Regions from separate parts of the Homo sapiens genome. Here region 2 is linked to region 1. A link is an interaction called in ENCODE POLR2A ChIA-PET data of the cell type or tissue named here. Cell type or tissue: CD4-positive, alpha-beta T cell. All regions are shown on one strand. Each heading gives the region's core, and the rest is flanking DNA. Links, peaks and the distances in the headings are about the cores only. Region 1 overlaps LINC02917 (long intergenic non-protein coding RNA 2917). Region 2 overlaps MBNL1 (muscleblind like splicing regulator 1).

Evidence for each region. ChIA-PET counts read pairs that join two places held together with the same protein. Peaks named below come from ENCODE experiments on the same cell type or tissue, not always from the same donor. Only the 100,000 strongest peaks of a DNase experiment are listed, where the experiment ranks them.
Region 2: POLR2A ChIA-PET joins it to region 1 with 12 read pairs; 11 of 35 experiments call an interaction of 5 or more read pairs at or near these places.

The regions. Positions count from the first base shown.
Region 1 is chr3:152,195,006-152,203,635 of GRCh38, forward strand. All of the region lies in intron 1 of LINC02917 (long intergenic non-protein coding RNA 2917), which reads right to left. The region is part of intron 1 of LOC101928166 (a long non-coding RNA gene); the gene reads right to left. Among named protein-coding and RNA genes, the nearest start is that of LINC02917, 6.1 kb to the right of the region's middle. RefSeq lists a silencer at 7,975-8,269. In CD4-positive, alpha-beta T cell, for the core only: no CTCF peak of the experiment used is centred there; DNase peaks (open chromatin) are centred at 3,096, 4,316, 4,626, 6,656 and 4 weaker places; H3K4me3 peaks cover 6,157 bases; H3K27ac peaks cover 6,380 bases.
Region 2 is chr3:152,277,144-152,287,156 of GRCh38, forward strand. The region is part of intron 1 of MBNL1 (muscleblind like splicing regulator 1); the gene reads left to right. Among named protein-coding and RNA genes, the nearest start is that of MBNL1-AS1, 13 kb to the left of the region's middle. In CD4-positive, alpha-beta T cell, for the core only: no CTCF peak of the experiment used is centred there; no DNase peak of the experiment used is centred there; H3K4me3 peaks cover 4,333 bases; H3K27ac peaks cover 5,038 bases.

The DNA of each region.
Region 1 (8,630 bases), core at 631-8,630:
GGAGTTTGAGACCAGCCTGGGCAACATGGTGAGACCCCATTTCAACAAAAGATGAATAAGTTATCTTTATTAACAAAAATAAACATTTAAAAAATTAAAAATAAATAGATCTTGCCTCCAAGCAGTTTACAATCTAGGATCATACCTAAAATCTGTAAGTGTTGTTAATTACATTAAAAATATTCATTACTCAGGTTAGAAGAAGAAATGAAGGAGTATATCCACTTTGGCTACCTGGGAAGTGTATTCTCTCTATGGGCAATTCCCTCACACTATGTAATGGACACACTTGTGTTTTTTATAAACTTCAGTGCATTTGAAAATGCTGTTCTTTATGACTGAACTGATTTCCATCGAATCTTTGCTTGGCTAATCCTGCCCATGCTTCAGGTCTCACAGTTTTACCAACTGAGAGATTGAATTAGATCGCCAGTTTCACTCTCATAACTCTCCAGATCTTGCCTTCCAAGTGTCTATCATAAGTTTTTAGTTTTATATTTAAGTTGGTGTTTTTTGTTTTTTGTTTTGTTTTGTTTTGAGATGGAGCCTCACTCTGTTGCCCAGGCTGGAGTGCAGTGGCGATCTCAGCTCACTGCAGCCTCCGCCTCCTGGGTTCAAGTGATTCTCCTGTCTCAGCCTCCTGAGTAGCTGAGACTACAGGCACCCGCCACCACGCCCAGCTAATTTTTTGTATTTTTAGTAGAGACAGGGTTTCACCGTGTTAGCCAGGATGGTCTCGATCTCCTGATCTGGTAATCCACCCACCTCGGCCTCCCAAAGTGCTGGGATTACAGGCGTGCGCCACTGTGCCCGGCCGGTGTTTTGTTTTCATTTACTAAAAACTCCATGAATGCAGGGAAGCATCCTTCATTGCTGTTCACTGGCATCTCCCCACTTCCTATTTTAGGACTAGGCCCAGGGTGGCACTTAATAGGTATTTGTTAAATAAATATCATTAAATGAAAATCCTAATGGAAGTGGACATAAGCAATAAGAAGTTAAAAGGGAGTAAGTGTAAATAAAAAGACTGAACAAACCTGTTAAGTTATTAGAAAATAGTTGGCCGGGCTTGGTGGCTCACGCCTGTAATCCCAGCACTTTGGAAGGCCGAGGCGGGCGGATCACGAGGTCAGGAGATCCAGACCATCCTGGCAAACATGGTGAAACTCTGCCTCTACTAAAAATACAAAAAATTAGCCGGGCATGGTGGCGGGCTTCTGTAGTCCCAGCTACTCGGTAGGCCGAGGCAGGAAAATGACGTGAACCCAGGAGGCAGAGCTTGCAGTGAGCCGAGATCGCGCCACTGCACTCCGGAGTGGGCAAAAGAGGGAGACTCCGTCTCAAAAAAGAAAAAGGAAAATAGCGAAGAGCCCAGTTTGTCTGGAAAGTGGGTTTTGACTTATACTAGGAAATAGAAGGAATTGAAGTGCTTGGTGGGGAAGCCATATTGTAGAAGGAATTAAATAGAAGGAATTAAACTGCTTGATGAAGAAAGCCATATTGTAGAAATACTTGAGACCCTAATTGGGGAGTTTCTATGTCATTTAGTAAGTAATGAATGGGGAAGGTTGTTGTTAGACTTTTTTAAGCAGGTAACTGTTTAAAAAATATATATAAGAAAATACAAAATTGTATTTTGAACAGAAGTGCTTCTAAGCAACTTACGGGCTTGATTGAAGCGCTTTATGGGAGAGATGATTGTCTAGGCAGTATATTTAAAGAAAGTTAAGGCATGAATTTGAATTGAGAGAGAGGATTTGGGGAGGAGATATAGGAGCAAAGATGAAGACAAGAAAAATACTTGAAATTTTGTTAATAGAGTGATTTAATTTAGTCATCTAACTTGTCAGTTTTGGGGAAAATTTAAAAAAAAAAACAACCCTTCTCCTTTTTTTCTAATCTTCTGTTGAATTAATAAACTATTAACTACAGTACATTTGCCTAAAACAGGAACTTAAAAGTTGAGAAACATGCTTAAGTTCAGTCTACACTAACGACATGCAAGTTTCATTTTCAGTCATGTTAGCTAACAGAACTGCAAAGAGAGACTAAATCTTTGATAATGTGTTTTTTGGAGTGATTTTTTAAATGGATTATACAAACGTTACCATTCACTAGAATTCATATTACTTAGAGGCATCTGAGCACATTTTGAAATGAAGTGTTTCAGCAGAGAAAGAAAATCCTCACCCCCACCAAAAAGAAAAAAATTGGGGATTTAAAAAAAAATTAAAAAATAAAATAAGTCCATCCTTGGAAAAGGCTTTTTAAAAATAAATTAGATGTATGAAACAGAAACAAATGAAACAAAATTTTTTTGTGTGTTTAATCAGCATCTAAGAGGTTTATTAAATTGCCTTTCTAATGTTGATATAAGGCAAAAGTGCAACCACTACTTCCATTAAAGGGAGAAAAAAATGCTAGAATAATGTAGAAAAGAAATTATTTCTGTGCACTCTATGATAGGCTGATCATTTCACATCTTGGCATATTGCTGTTGAATGTGGCATGCGAAGTTGGACGATAGTAAAAAGATTGTTGAAACTCAACGATTACAGCACATGCTTTAAAACTCAAGGGTTTCTATTGCTGGGTTTGTGACTCAGATGTCATTCCTAATAGGGTTATTTTGTGTTGCTGCTCAGTTTTAAACTCTTACTACTTAATCTCTGAAGATGAATAATAGTCTACTTCAGATCCTTCATCCATTTTGAGACTTTCTTTCAAACAAACTACACAAATGATAAATCAAACTAATGTATATTAGCAATCATTTATGATTTCAACATGCATCCTATAACTGTACTGAGTGGTGATGATGAAAATAATAAGAAAATATACCTGTCACAAGACAAAATTACCACAAATTTAATTAAGATCTTAATTAGCTTTTACTTGTGATTCTAGCATCAGGCAACACGTTGTTTTATAAAATAGAATGGATGTTTTGATGAGCCAAGCAGAGAAATTTGGCTTTATAGACAGAAAAGGGCTGAAGAAAGAAGAAACAGAACAACAACAAAAAAAATGGATTGGTTGCTTCAAAGTTAAAGGTTAAAGTGAAGGGGACTTCCTTGTCATGCCCACTGAAACTGGCCTGTTTGGGGATTTGAATATTATCTCTCTCTCTCCTGATTGCTTGGAAGGTTAGATAAACAACTTGGTTTCAGCTTGGTAGTATGGAGCTTTAACGTGAATAATTCCATTTTGGTTTGGTCTCTTGGGCCTAGTACAGGAGCTCAGTTCAAACCAACGGCCTCCCGTAAATTGTATTTGACAAGCCCCAAAAATAACTTTTAGTGCTCTATCCTCTACTTTGATAATTATTCAGAAGAATATTCAATGCATGAACCTAACTATGTAAAGCAGCAGGCATACAAAAATATTTTTTTCTCATGCCAAGCATATTATAGACACTATTCCTGAGATTTGAAAAAAGAAACATGTGTGCCACAGGTAATGTAAACAATATTCCTAGATATTTTTTGTTATCTCATGGTGGAAAAAAAATTGGCTTTGCTGCAAGCTGATTAGGAGATGAAGAATAAATATTATTTTGCAAAGAAATTCTGTTTATCTATCATAGTAATTGCATCACATTCACTTCTTTTTGTATTAAACTTTTGTTCCTTATATTAAAAAATCTCTTGGCAAAATGTTCCTAACTTTTCCCTTGCTTCCACATAAATAATTGAGACACAGAAGGTATATGGTCTGACTGACTTTAGGAAAAATATCTACCCTTAATAAATGAGAAAATTCATTGAAACGGCTCCTCACATTGAGTAGGATGAGTAAGCAGTCAACAAACACATTTTAGCTAGTGCTAGCATCAGTGAGGGCACCATCAAGCTTTGGACAAGGTAACACAATTTAGATTCTGACTGCCTGGCCCACAGTTTCCCATGTCTTGAAGAAGCAAATAGGACTTTCAATCAGTAATGTTAACAGCTTCTTTGACTTAGAAAAAAAAAAACTGTGGAAGAGAATATCAAGTGAAACAAAGCAACATTTATAAATGTGAATCTAAAGAAAGTTTTGCTCTCTTTTATTTCCTATTGTTTTACAAGCATATTTGCTTTATTTCACATTGACTAGTCATGTTAAAAATTGAAGAAGCTCATCACTTTGTGTTTATGTTGATGTTAGAAAAAGACAAGACAAAAACTCTGTTCCATAAGCCAAAAAGTTGCTGATATCAAATATGCCTGTGTAATATAGGCATCCCCCTTAATATCACCTTAAACATTTATGTACCGTTTAAATCTCTGTTACCTTGAGAACTTGGTTTTGGGGGTTTTCTGTTTTGGTTGGTTGGTTTTGATTGTTTTGGTTGAGTTTTTGTTTTTATTTTTTAATCTGTAAAATGAGTCACAGCTTCCTGACAGAAGAGAAGGAAAGACTAATGTGTTAATATTTTAAAAGAACACTCAGGTAAGTACTCTGCTTACCTCCCTGTAAGTCTTATGGGTATTGTAAACAGCAAATGGATTAAGAAGACTAGAAAGGCATAAACACATGCTTTGCATGTGATTTTATAAGATTATTGCAAAAATGAACTCTCCGTACACAGGCTAATCGGAGACATTACAGGGTTGCTGAAAATGCTCTGAAGAAAGCAATCATGTCACATGGTGCAGTAAACAAATGCTGGAGTTGTGGAGTTTTGGGGGTTGGGTTATTGTCAAGAAAGCAGAGTGCTGGCTGGCATTGATGTAACTGTAATTATTTATAATAGAGCTTCTCAAAAATTAGCTAGTATTCCTGGATGATAAAACATAAGACTGTTGGGCCCTATGTACAAAGTTTCTGATTCACTAGGTATGGGTTAGGTCCTAGAATTTCTAATACGTCTCTAAGTGATGCTGGTGTTTATCTAAGTGATGCTAGTGTTCCTGATGAGACCATTGAAAGAGGAGTTTAAACTAAATTAAGAGCAGGTAAGGAATGTAAATATGAGAAGCTGTCACAGTAGAATGTAGTGAAACTTTGACAAGAGAGAAGTATGCCCCTGCCTAAAGTATTCAAGTTGAAAATAAAATAGTAATACCAACAACAATTATAATAAACGCAGTTTTAAGCAAAATTAAAGGATATGAGCCTGATTCATCCTGTCTGCTTCTTGAATTTCAAGATTTCTTAGGGTCCTTCTCTAAATTTTTATATACTCCAAGTACAAACTTGATTATGACTTTATTGAATTTGGTCTCTATATTTTCATAGCGGAAAACTGAGGCTCATGGAGAAAATTAGAAAATTTAGTGAGAAAGCCACAGTGAAAAATCTCAAAAAGAGGGACTTTTCAAAAATAATTACAGACACCTAGGAATTTAAGAGGTAGGCTGCCACTTGCTGCAGGAAGCTCAGGAGAAACTGATAAAAGTCCTGGACAACAAGTATTAATAGCTTGTTGTAAAAGTATCCAAGGGCTGGCACTTAAGGAAAAGAAAGCCAATATTTATTGGAGGTCTATGATATGCTGTAATTTCTTCTAGGCATCTTTTAAATGTTTTTCTCATTTATCTTCACAATTATTCTATAAGATGGTATTGTTAGTACATTTTACAGATAGGAATCTAAAACTCAGAAACATTAAGAAGCTTGCCTGATGTCACATATCTAGTAAATGTGAGATCTGGGAGCTGAACAGAGGCCTGTCTTTCTCCAGTGACCATTTGGTTTTTGTTATATCACTGGCTTCTGCTCAGCCGCAAAATTGAGAACATGAGAGAACTGTTTCTACATGAAACCCCTCCCTAAGTCTACTTTTCTATCTGAAAAAAGAAATTAGCAAATTCTTTTCAGATAGTCAAATAACAGAACCATTATCATCCTGGAAGACAGACAGTACTTTTAATTATTTTATCAAAATACTCCGGAGAAAGGAAAGTAAAATGCAAAGAGCATAAGTTTTAGCAGCCAACTAAGCTAAATTTAAATCATGGTTTCATTACTTCTTGTCAGTCTGCTTTTCTCAGTAACATACCAGGGTGAGGTAAATTATATCTAAGTAATATGAGAATAAACAGACCTATATGACCCAACTTAAATTTAACTGATATAAATAAAATGTTCAAGCATAATCGCTGCCATATTACAGATGTTATAGAAATATTATTTCCTTCTACCTTTGTCTAAGTTAATATGATAAGCCAAAACACTCAGAAAATGCTCTTACTACTTGTTAGCAACTCACTTTTGTTTTTCTCAGCAGTCCCTTATCTGAACTCTTTTACTTTTGTTTCCTGTTCCATTGGTCTCTTCTGCTTTGCAATGCTTCTAATGCTTCTAATCTTTTACTGAGCAAAAATGCCTTTGTCTCATACTCTCTTATAAAATACATATTAGCCCAGATCCTAACATTCTCTAAAGAAAAGATGCTACTGAATGCAATGTTTAAGTAGCCTGAAATTGCACCTGCATTATCATATTTCATACTTTCATATTTTTGTTTATATTTCTTTGAAATTAGTTTTAGTCTTTCCTGTGTATAAGAATAAATATGCTCATTGTAGGAAATACTAAAAATGCAGAATTTTTGTAAAGTCCTCCAAAATTCTGCAACTCAGAAAAACCTCCACATTGTTAGTATTCTCAAAAAAAATTTTTTTTTTGCAGGCTTCCTTTCACTGGCTTCCTTTCACTGTGTGTGTGTGTGTGTGTGTGTGTGTGTGTGTGTGATCATAATTGGCTTCTAAATGGGTTATTTCACTTGAAATAATACCATATTCTTTTTCTTTTGTCATTAGAAAATAATTTAATAACATAGTTTTTAATGGCTGCATAATAGTTCATCATATAGCTATCCCTGCTTTATTTGTTTATAATCTCTCCTGGGAAAAGCACTGCAATACAAATATCTATTTAAATTGCCATTGCTTGAAAAATAGAACTAATGAGAAAAGACACAATTACAATGCATATTCAGTCTCATAATTACAGAGTTTGTACAGCTGTGGCTTTGGCAACAGAAGAATTAATTAAAATATCAAAAATTCACTATCATTCACTAAGTGACTCATGAATAGTTTTACAAGTTTATATTGTATATTGTTCTTATGAAAATGTTCATTGATATACCATTTTGTTATTGTTAGGAAGGAAATAATTTTCTATAAATATTTGTTGAGTAAACAGAAATAAAAAAGACTTTTGTATCTTTATATTCCTATGGTACTAAAAATATTTTCCAAGAAGGGAAATACCATTTCCTAACATTACACAAAATACATATGATAGATGGACAGAGGTTTATATAGTCATTGAAAGAATATTTCAGATTTTAAATTTTAATTACTTTGTTCATATTCAAATTCCTCTATCAATTCTTTATTCACAGCTGCTATGTGAATCCAAGCAAATTTTTCATCTAGAGACCCTCTCTTGCAAAATCTTTAAAGACAGTTGAACTAAACAATTCTTATGTCCATGTCAGCCCTAAAATCCTACATTTCTGTGTTCTAACAGGTTAATTAATATGGTTTCTAAATCAAAGCATAATAAAATTATATTAGGTACCTTGTTTTTGAGGATGAAAGAGAATATGCTCAAAAAGCTTTATTAATATTTTTCAGGTATACTGCTATATGTCAGCTAAAACTTTGGAAATTAAATAATTACATAAAGTATTATGACTATAACTGCTGATTATATAGAACACATGTAGGCACAAAACATGCATCTAAAAAAGATCTTGCTTACTTAAAAAAAAATCCTGTTTTTAGAGCACTATTTGTTTTGATAAGATAAACCATTTGTGTAAGGCACAATGAATGGCAAAATTCTTTTATCTTATCAAATAGAGGGTTACATAGGAAAGGATGCATTCTCCAGAATTTTGATAGTGTAAAATATTTAATACTGTAAGAGTTCTTAGTGGATCAGTAAAGACATACCATGAAAAGTTATTTTTGAGGAGTACTTAAGCAGTTACAGTGTTATCATATGAAGGCAAATTATAATATTCCTTCTTACTAGCCAGGCCTCCATGTACTTTTTGATCTTTTCCCTAAATGCATTTCATATTCCTTGGTTATATCTGAAGAAAGCCAATACCTTTAGTCCAAACATAGGAGAAAAGTAATCGGGGCTTTCACTGCAATCCAGTAGATGAATACATTATTTATTGATAACCTTTGTTATGTGTACACAGCTGGGGATGGAGGTGTGGTCAAAGTGTGGTAGAGATCACCAGAGGACACTTCAGACACCACTAGGACTGGTATGGCTTTCTCCTCTTCACTCCTGTTTTAAAGATTGCTCAGACTTTTTCAAGAAATGTGTAGAAATATGTTTGAGGCTCAGCATGCTTCTCTTATTTTGCTGATGAAGAGTCTCTGGCATTAGCCAGACTTCTTGGAATAGTAATATTTTTTAATAGCAAACTAACATGTCCTCTAACAAAAACCTTCCCTTCCCACTTTTTTTTAACCAGTTTGCTGAGTATCATGTTAGTATTCACTTTTTTCTTCATAAGAGCCTAAAATGCCTTGCATTTTGGCAAAGTGAATTTATTTTATTTTTTAGCTTCTACATTATTTAAAACAAAAAGTGTCGACTGCTTGAACTTTCATTTTTATATCAATCAATATTTCCTGGTCTCCTTTTCAAACGAGCTGACTTTTCTGAAG
Region 2 (10,013 bases), core at 1-8,000, 82 kb after region 1:
TAAGTAGAAGATACATGTTAATTTCTTAAAACATTTCATTTCTGTGCTAAGCTCTTTCAAAGCACTGGATGGTGATCTAAAGGTCACCAAATTCTTTGTCCCAAATTGGTAATTTTAAAGTAAACATAATTTCAACGTTAGGCCTATTTTGTTATTTGCTGAGAAATGTCTCAATGTCAACCAGGCAGTTCTCCTCTCTTATTAAAGTCCATGCTCAGAATGCCTGTGTAACCTATCCTTAGTGATAAACAAGGTGGCAGATAGATACATGATAAAACAAGTTTGCCATGTGCTCAATGTGGCTGACATTTATACTTCTCAGACCTTGCTATTTTAGGGAAGGTATCAGTATAACCAGGGCATTCTTTTTCCTGGAACTAAAAATCCTTAATAATCAGTCACTATTATAAACAGAATGATTTACATACAGGAATCAATAAACAGTTGCTTTTGGTTAATGGTTATCTGGAGTAGGAGGATAGTTATATTTCAAATAGAATAGAAAGCTTTATTGGAATACTTACATGTCTTTTTAGTTTGAGGACCTTACAAGCTTTTTACAAATAAATGGTTTAAAATAGTTTAAACAGAAAATGTCAGAACATTGATAGATTATGTTTTATTTAATATACAGAGAAAAATTCCCATGAAATAAAGACAGTTTTCAAGAAAAATATTCTATTTATAAATATTTACAACTTATTAGTTATTTAGATTGCCCGTGTCCATAAAAATAATACAGAAATTACACTATTTATGTCTTTAAATATAGCATGTTTCTATAAACTAGAGAATAATGTTGACAGTATTTTATTTTGCCTTTGTTAGTATTATGTGAAAGTCACACTTATTACATGCCTTTTTCTATTATTAGACTTTTTTTCCTATCTAGTTTTTGCCTTGTGCTATACAGTATGGTGAAAATCTATTTAGCTATGTCATTAAGATAATGCTTAGAAAATGCTAATTTTTAAGTAACTAAGATTAAGTAGTATTGGATATTCTTTGCCTTCTTTATTATTCTGTCATTGGGCTAATTTTAACTAGACAAATTTATTCCAAAGTATTTTGAGCCATTATTTGAACTTCATTGCTGTAACATTCAGGAAAAACTGCATTGTCTACCTAGTGGCATTCAGATAAGGCATTTGGTCTTAGGTACCTCTTCCAAAAGACTTTTAAGAGGTTTGATAAGCATAGCAAAAGTGAACGACGGAGGATACAAGAAAATCTTTGATCCAGGAGTAGTCTCTCTGAAGCATTGCATGACCTTTCCAAAAAATAATTTGAGAAGTGCCTAACAATAGAAAAATATATATTTTTTCCTTCAATAGGAAAGACTTTAGAAAAAATATACTCAAGTAGAATTCTGCATAATGCTTTCTGGGGGACCACATTTGCTGAAAATTGCCTACGGGAAATGACTTTCTCAGAGTGATATAGTTTTGAGGACTGAGATTTTAAAAGTAAATATTTTATTGGGAGCAATTAATTTAGGAAGAATAGTATTATGCCTATTCCTCTGTAGTTGATTAAAGTTTACTAAGTGCTGAGGTCTTTTCCCTTAAAACATTACTTTGCCATGTTAACAATCAGGTCATAGAGGAATGAATTCATCTTTTGTGTTTTGCTAAATAATCAGTTAACAAACATATTCTGAGCACGTTTAAAGTCAAAGGATTGTAGTAGGTCACAAGAGGGAGATCGAAAGTATAATTACATAGTGTCTTTCCTTCTTTGACATACAATTGGGTTGAGGAGAAAGACTTGAAAACTTAATGCAAGGCACTATACAAGTTAGTACCAAAGGAGGAAACTGAAAGAGGGAAGGAAATTCAAAGAAGGAAGTTTTTGTGGAACTGAATGGCAAGGGAATGCTGTGGGGAAGAGGGGGCATCTGTCATAGGCCCAAAGATTAAGCACTCTTTTCGGAATATGGAGTGACATAGTAAGAATAAGGTGGAAGTAGTGATGAAAGCTACCATATTTGAGCAGCGTCTTTTCTATGTGAGGCCTTGCTAGCTTATGTTGTTTTTGGAAAAAAACAGATAGACAACCTGGTAGTGATAGTAGACAATGAATGAATTGGGCCGGTGAGTCAGGAATCATCATCCTCTTAGAGGACACAGACTTAGAGAAATTATCTTATTTGCCTAAATCCACATAGCTGGTGATCAGCCGAACTGAACAGAAGCCAGGTCTTTTCATACTTCAAAACCAGCATTCCCCAACCCCATCCCTCCCCATCCCATGATTCTGTTGGGAATGAGTGTGGCATGTTTATGACATAGTAATTTTAAAACTTCACCCATACAACAACTGACATAAGTCAAGAAGATAGAAATTTTATTTAAAAGGCTGTCAAATGTATTTTCATCTTTTTTGCTTTGATGATGGGTTACAAATAGCGTATCGTTTGACAAATGCTTATACTCTGTTTCTTGGATTTGTAAAAAAAATAAAACAAACTAGGCCTCCCATCTTCAGTAGATATGGTATGGAGTTGCAGTATCATGATGTTGTAACAGTGCATTTCGCAGTAGGTAGACCCATTTGGGATTCCCTCAGAGGAAGCTTGTGAAGTTTGAAGATAATGTACTTTCTCACCAATAGTATGAGGCTATAAAATTTTCACCAAGAAATGATAGGGGCAAAAGTTTATAGATCATGGTTGTTTGATTATTTTATGCTTTTATGTTACATCATCTAATTTATACATCAGTCTCTGCTCTCTGTAACTTTACATGTGATGTAGCCTGTGACTTTAAAAGATAAGCTGTTAATTGTAGAGTTGTGCTGTTGGAGACCTGTCACTTTGCTAACAAATTCCTCTCTTCATAGAGCTATTTAGAACATATGGCAAATAAAATTATGTGATTATGTGTTTTTAGAGAAAAATTTATTTATATAAAATGAAAGTCTTTGCTTTTGGCTGCAAAAGAAAGCATCCTTAATAGCAAATATTGATTGCAGTGCCAGTGTGCCATGTATCATGCTATACCCTTTGGAGGAAAAAGAGGTAAGATGTGCCTGTTCTCAAAGTAATTTCCAGTATAGTGATAGAAATATTCACAAATAATGGACGGGCAAAACAAAGTGGGCACAAAGAAGCCAAGAATAAGCTGTTTGTGGGCAGAGTGTGGAATTTGCCTAAAACCATTCGGTAGACAGGTTAACTCTTTAGATACTTTGTATATATTGGAGAAGAGACAAAATCAACTCATAATTTATTAAAATGATGTGATTTGATATGTACACCATTTAGTTTTTCTGTTCAAGTATTTGGTAAATAAGTGTGATGCCAGCATAGTATCATCCTGGACTAGACAGAAGAAATTAATTTATTTCTGATGCTGGCAGTTTTGGAGAAAGGTGGGCACATACGGTTCATCTGAATCTTCCTCATGCTAAATTCTTGATTGGAAGCAGGTTAAAACACTCAGGTTAACGTTTATGTTAACAGAAAAGAAAAATCAGTCAGAGAGAGGTGCGTTGTATTTAACATTAATGACAGAGAATTTTAAATATGCACATGATTCTCTTTTTCCTCCAGCTTTTCTTTCTGCACAGGAAATAAAGCTGTATTTTGTAGGCCAGCTTCCAGACTTTGAAATGGTGAAAGTGCAACTGTGCATATTCTTCTATAAGACCCCATTCAGCTGTGACGTGTTGTTGTTTCCAAGATTTAATCTGCATTCTAGTTTAGAAAATTCAGGATTTTATTGCTTATTATTATTCATTTTTATTCATAAATATTTGTTTAAAGCCCATTACATATAAAGTTTTACTATAAGATTTTAATTGAAATTTTTAAGACAAATTAAGAATATGGTTTCTGATTTTCTGAAGTTTATGGCCTATAGAAAAAGGTCCATTCATAAGTGAAATAATAAAAGCAAAACAACAAAAGACTCGAGCTTTAGCCATTCTAGTAATTATTAAAATAGCTACTTTCTTCGTAGGAACTTATTATTTTACATGTGTGATCCCATAGCTCTTACACAATTCTGTGTGATTTAGGCATTGCTATCTTTCTGGCTCCCAAGTGAGAAGATTGAGGCTTGGAAAGATTAAGGTTAGGGGATTTGCTCAAGGGTCATATGATAAGGTACTACTGTGAGAGCTGAGATCTCAACCCAGGAGTTTTGCTGTTTTTCTGCTTGTTTATTTCCATCAGTATGGTATGAATTAGGCACACAAATACTCATTGCATGTAGATTTGGGACCTACTCCAAGTTAATTCTGGAAAGACTCAGTGAAGAAGATAAGATGTGGAAGAGGTTTTTTTTAAGCATTATGGTCATGAAAGAGCAGACTATGGAATGGACTTTGAAGTTTCACTAGCTTTGAAAGGAGGGGTATATCAAATGGCCTAATCTGCCTGTGTGGTTTGCTCAGTATTAGTTCTACTCATACCTAATACCCTCTGCCCCAGCACTCGCCAAGATCAGCAAAATCTACTTTTAGACTCAAAATCATTACCACCTGTGAAGTTTCTGATGTCGCTTCTGAGTGACATAGCACTCTGTCAATTGCTCTGTTGGATGGCTTTGCTGAATGGCACCTTTTAAGAAGTGCCTTGAGCCCCAAAAGAGTTTCAAATGCTCTTGTAATCTATTCAGCTGCATTATTGAAGATATTAGGGTAATTCAATTCATTTTTTCATCACTAAAACATAGAAATCTGTTGCCAACATTAAAATAGACAAACATATCATTGAAAATTTAATAGCTCTACATTCACTTGGAGATTTCCGATAAACTTTTCTCACTTTCCCCCAAATCCTTAATAATTAGAGCATGTCCATGTGTGTATGTGTGCATGTTTTTGTGTCATATCCCTATGTGTCTATATATATATTCCATAAATGATTGTGAAGTGGTACACAAGTTGTAGCTAAAAATGAAATAGAATAAATGTATGAAGCTAAGGGATCCATTCTCCAACTAATGCGTTAGTTGACAAATTTGCTCTGAAATATTGATACCATTTTGTGATTCCCTGTATTGAATACAAGTATGGGCTTGTGAAAATATAGTATCCACAGACCCTAATTAGAAACAAAATAAAGGTATTCTAATATACCTATGCAAATTTAAAGTTTTAACTTATTCATATAACAGTTTTCAGCTTGTCAGTGACCTGATATCAATGGATTTGAAAATGATTTTACCTTTAAGTACCAAGAATTCTTAGGGACATGTGTGTGTGTGTGTATTCAGATTAAAGATTCCATGCTAATATACTAATTTTTTGGCAAGAAAATTAAGCACCTGTATTTCAGTTTAATAGTACTGTGGTAAATGAAATATATTAAACATGCAGATTCTGTTACATTCACCTAATATTAATTTGAATTTTTAATATTCTAGGCACTGTGCTAGATATTGAATACATAATGGTAAACATAAACAGATAGTAAACAGTTATAAAATTTAGACATCTCTCAATTTTCAAATTGGCCATTGCAGAAATAGTGACATTTTATTAGGTTTTGTTGCCACAAGATTTTCAATAATTAAAAAAAAATTATTTATAGATGCCAGTAAATATTTATTTTACAGCATCTAGATGCCAGTAAATATTTATTTTACAGCATCTACCAATGTTAGATTTACTATGCACGAAGGAAGGATTTTATTTTCATGTAAAGAAAAATGCCATTTTATGCTTAGAATCAATGCTTTACAATTAAACAAGAGAAATAGCATCACAAAATAATACGGGAAGAGAAAACTCATTTTGAGTAGCAGCAAAATATTGTGAGTTTAAAAGGTCAGGCCAGTACAGGAGGCTCCAGTTTTGCCACTCACTATGCAGAATGCTGTGACAGCCAGGGCTGATACAGCTGAAAATATCTGCAGCTTTGGAAGCCTTGTAAGTTTCAGAAGGTCATTTTGGCATCATGATAGGAGCACAGATTCACATGGAAGGTCAAACTGGACAGCCAGGCAGGAAGATAGGTTGCTGAACCCAGTGCTTGTAGATTTTAGAGCAATCACCAACTGCAGTAACTGAGTTTTTTAATTCAATGCAGCCATCTTTCATTGTAATGTTTATTGGGGAATGAGCTTTACTTGGTGGGGAAATTATAAATTACCTTCTCTCTTCTGAAACCTAAGTGTTGCATCTACAACTTTCCCTGGTATCAAGACAAATGTTACTTTAATTTTATTTACGTGTGATATATACCCCATCAAGCTTACAAAAGTAAAGTGCACATCAGATAGGACTGTTGTTGTTGTTGGTGGTGGTGTTTTTAATCAATTAGAAGGCAAAGAAATGAAACAAGTACTTATGATGAAATTGAGCACTAAATTTATCTCTCAGCTTCCTGGCAACTGAAGCAGAAGCTTTAGGAAGTGAAAAAGTCCTGAGTTTATTTAATAAGATTTCTTCAGATCCCATACACTGTCTTATTCTTAGCCCTTTGGGTGTTTAGTTAAATATACTGACTCTGCCCTTGGGTGAAGTCTTGAATGGGTGAATTCCAATTACTAAAAAAGTGAAGGCTGAATTCTTTAGCCTGCCTTTAAGGCCCTTACTGATTTGGCTTCAGCCCAAAGTTCCAGGGTCATCTTCTGCCAGCCCCATTACATACAGGTGTTCCATACAGACCAGTTCTTCCAGTGTTGATATGCAGTGCTTTCCCACATCCCTGCCATTACTGTCTGGATTTCTACAGTTTGGATTTCTACTCCTTTTTGTCTCTAACCAAATGAAACTTGTCCTTCCAGACCAACCTTCCATTTCTTATCCCTTTTGAAACTAACCTTGACCTCTCTCTTTAACTTACCAAGCTTTCTTGTTACCTCTACTGTGTACTTCTCGCTTCCTTTTTTATATATAGTTATTTGTGTGTTAGTTTTATACCTTTAATTAAACATCAAATTCTTAAAGGCTGGATCCAAGTATTCTCGCTATATCTAGGCTACATATAAAAGGTGGTCAATACACAGTTAATATAATCAATACACATATTTTATGTGTATTATATATTGTTAATGAATATATTCATTTAATAAAGTTACTGTTGAATGTATTTGAATTTCTTGAAGGAAAACATTTCTTTTCCTAGGATAGTAGGGAACAAAGAAAGAAAACCTAAAAAAAGAAGCACAATTAGAGAAACACACTCCTGTAATTTTTCTCAAAGGAAATATTTTGAGACAGCAGAACCAAGATTATAATTTTTTTTAATTGTTTTGACTTTGGGTTTTCTTTTTATAAGTCAGCTTAATATTTGTGATTTCTCTGTGCCAAAAAGTAACCAATATTAATAGAGAACAGCTTTAGTACATGTAAAAGAAAAAAATCCTTTATGTCATTTCAAACCCTCAGTGCTTTCTTTCTGACAGATTTTTAATGGTTTTATCAGCTGTTAATTAGGTTGGTGCAAAAGTAATTGCAGTTTTAAAAAAAGATCGCAAAAACTGAAATTACTTTTGCACCACCCTGATAAAAAATTGGCCTGACTATATTGCTTTGAAATGTTTCAGACAGTATTCTGTCTCCTTCATTGCTCTTCAGATACTGTTTTAGCAGTTTATCTAGATCAGTCTTACTGTGTGCATAGTCAGCATACATCAGTTTTATACTTTTAAAGCGGCATTGCATTTTACCTACGTGGAAGTTTTCTGCAGACATATTTTAAGCTTCTCTAAGAAAAGCTCTGAAGAAAATGTAGGCTCCTGTTGCTCGGAGGGCTGATGAATAAATTTAAAAAAATCATGCTCAAAGACCACTTCCTTGACAATTAATCTTTCAAAATCAGCTACGGAGTATCTAGAACTTCATAATCTATTCAAAATTGATTAACAATCTTAATTGAGAAGACATTTGTATCTGAAGTGTAGAATTTTCTTGTCTCCAGGTATACATTATTAATGTTTAGTGTCTACCCCATGGACATAAAAGAGCAATAGCATCCGTTCTCAGCTCTGTAAAAGAGACCATCTTATCTTCTCTAGAATCAATATTCAGGGGTTTCTCCTTCACTTACACACACCTCACTCTGAGCTAACCACAAGCAATGCAGTAGTGGTACCTCCAATAAATCCCACTCACCCCCTATCTCTCTCCCTTCTTTTGGCTTCTGTTGTATATATTAGTAGTCATTGTCATTTCTACCAAGTTTGGTATTAAATTGCTAGCATGTATCGTGTATCGTGAATGAAGTTTTACATTTGAAATCAGAAGAGCTGATTTGGAGTTCTGGTTCTTCCATTTATTTAGCATAGGGATTTTAATGGGTCAGTCACTTAACCATGCAAGCCTCGCCTCAATTTATTTGTTCACAAATGAGCAAAATAATATAACCAACCATCTCTTAGAGTTGTGAGGAACAAATAGTAATTAGGATGAAAATAAATTGTATGTCAACATATAAAATATTATTTGCTATTTTTGAATAATAGAATGTATAAGTTGTTGGGAAAGTAAATTTCTATGCTTGGCTTCTTCAGTGGAAACTTTTTTTTTTTCAATTTTTTTTTTTTTTTTTGAGACAGGGTCTCCCTCTGTTGCCCAGGCTGGAGTGCAGTGGCATGATCTCATCTTACTGTGGCCTCCCGGGCTCAAACAATCCTCCTGCCTCAGCCTTCCAAGTAGCTTGTACTGCAGGCATGCACCACCATGCCTGGCTAATTTTTGTATTTTCTGTAGAGACGGAGGTCTCACTGTGTTGTTCAGGCTGGTCTCGAACTCTTGGGCTCAAGCAGTACTCCCGCCTTGGTCTCTCAAAGTGCTGCGATTATAGGTATGAGCCACTGTGTCCATCCTGAAACTTTTTTTTTTTTAATTAAAGAACCAAATGAACACCTTGCAGATTTTATGTATAAGCCAGAAAGAAAGCTCAGTACATGTATAGAATGTAGCACAAGCCAACTTTTCAAAAATTAATCTTTTTAAGGGGCATTATGTAATGAAGGAGCATACATTTTTAGTTTTATCCAGGATAAAAGTGGTTCTTTTTCCCCCATTAACTTTAACACAGAGGTTTTACTTTAATTTAAATTCCAAGGACTAGGTTTTTGTTGTATATGAAGAAAACGATTTGACTAAATCCAATGTAAATGTTTTTCCTTATTCTTTGGGGGCACACACATACACACATTAATCCTTATTTTATATTTTATTTATAATACAAATATTTAATTATATTTTATTTATAATACAAATATTTAATTATATTTTATTTATAATATAAATATTTATATTTTATTTATAATATAAATATTTAATTATATTTTATTTATAATATAAATATTTATATTTTATTTATAATATAAATATTTATATTTTATTTATAATATAAATATATTTTATTTATAATATAAATATATTTTATTTATAATATAAATATTTATATTTTATTTATAATATAAATATATTTTATTTATAATATAAATATTTATATTTTATTTATAATATAAATATTTAATTATATTTTATAGGTTGAATAGGTTCCTTGTTTATCTTTTTTGCAAAATAATTTTATTGTTATAAATTGTTCTTATTATAAGCAATAAATAAGGAACCTAAATATCACAATCTGTAAAGCATTTTATTTGTGTGTGATTTTATATGATAGTTCATTAGACATTAGATAGGAAAGTATGGAAAGTTTTGAGATTGCTACATGATTGCTCTTTTAATTTGTCCAATGTATTCCTTTAAATGTTGTGAGGGATTTTTTTACCAGTGAAGTAGCTTTTGCATGCTAAGTTGTAGTGAACTGCTGGGCAGAACTAAAACATAAATGGTTTGAGGCATGATTAATAGTTGTATATGGTGGCCGGGCGTGGTGGCTCATGCCTGTAATCCCAGCACTTTGGGAGGCCGAGGCGGGTGGCTCACGAGGTCAGGAGATTGAGACCATCCTGGCTAACATGGTGAAACCCCGTCTCTACTGAAAATACAAAAAGTAGCCGGGTGTGGTGGTGGGTGCCTGTAGTCCCAGCTACTCAGGAGGCTGAGGCAGGAGAATGGCATGAACCCAGGTGGAGCTTGCA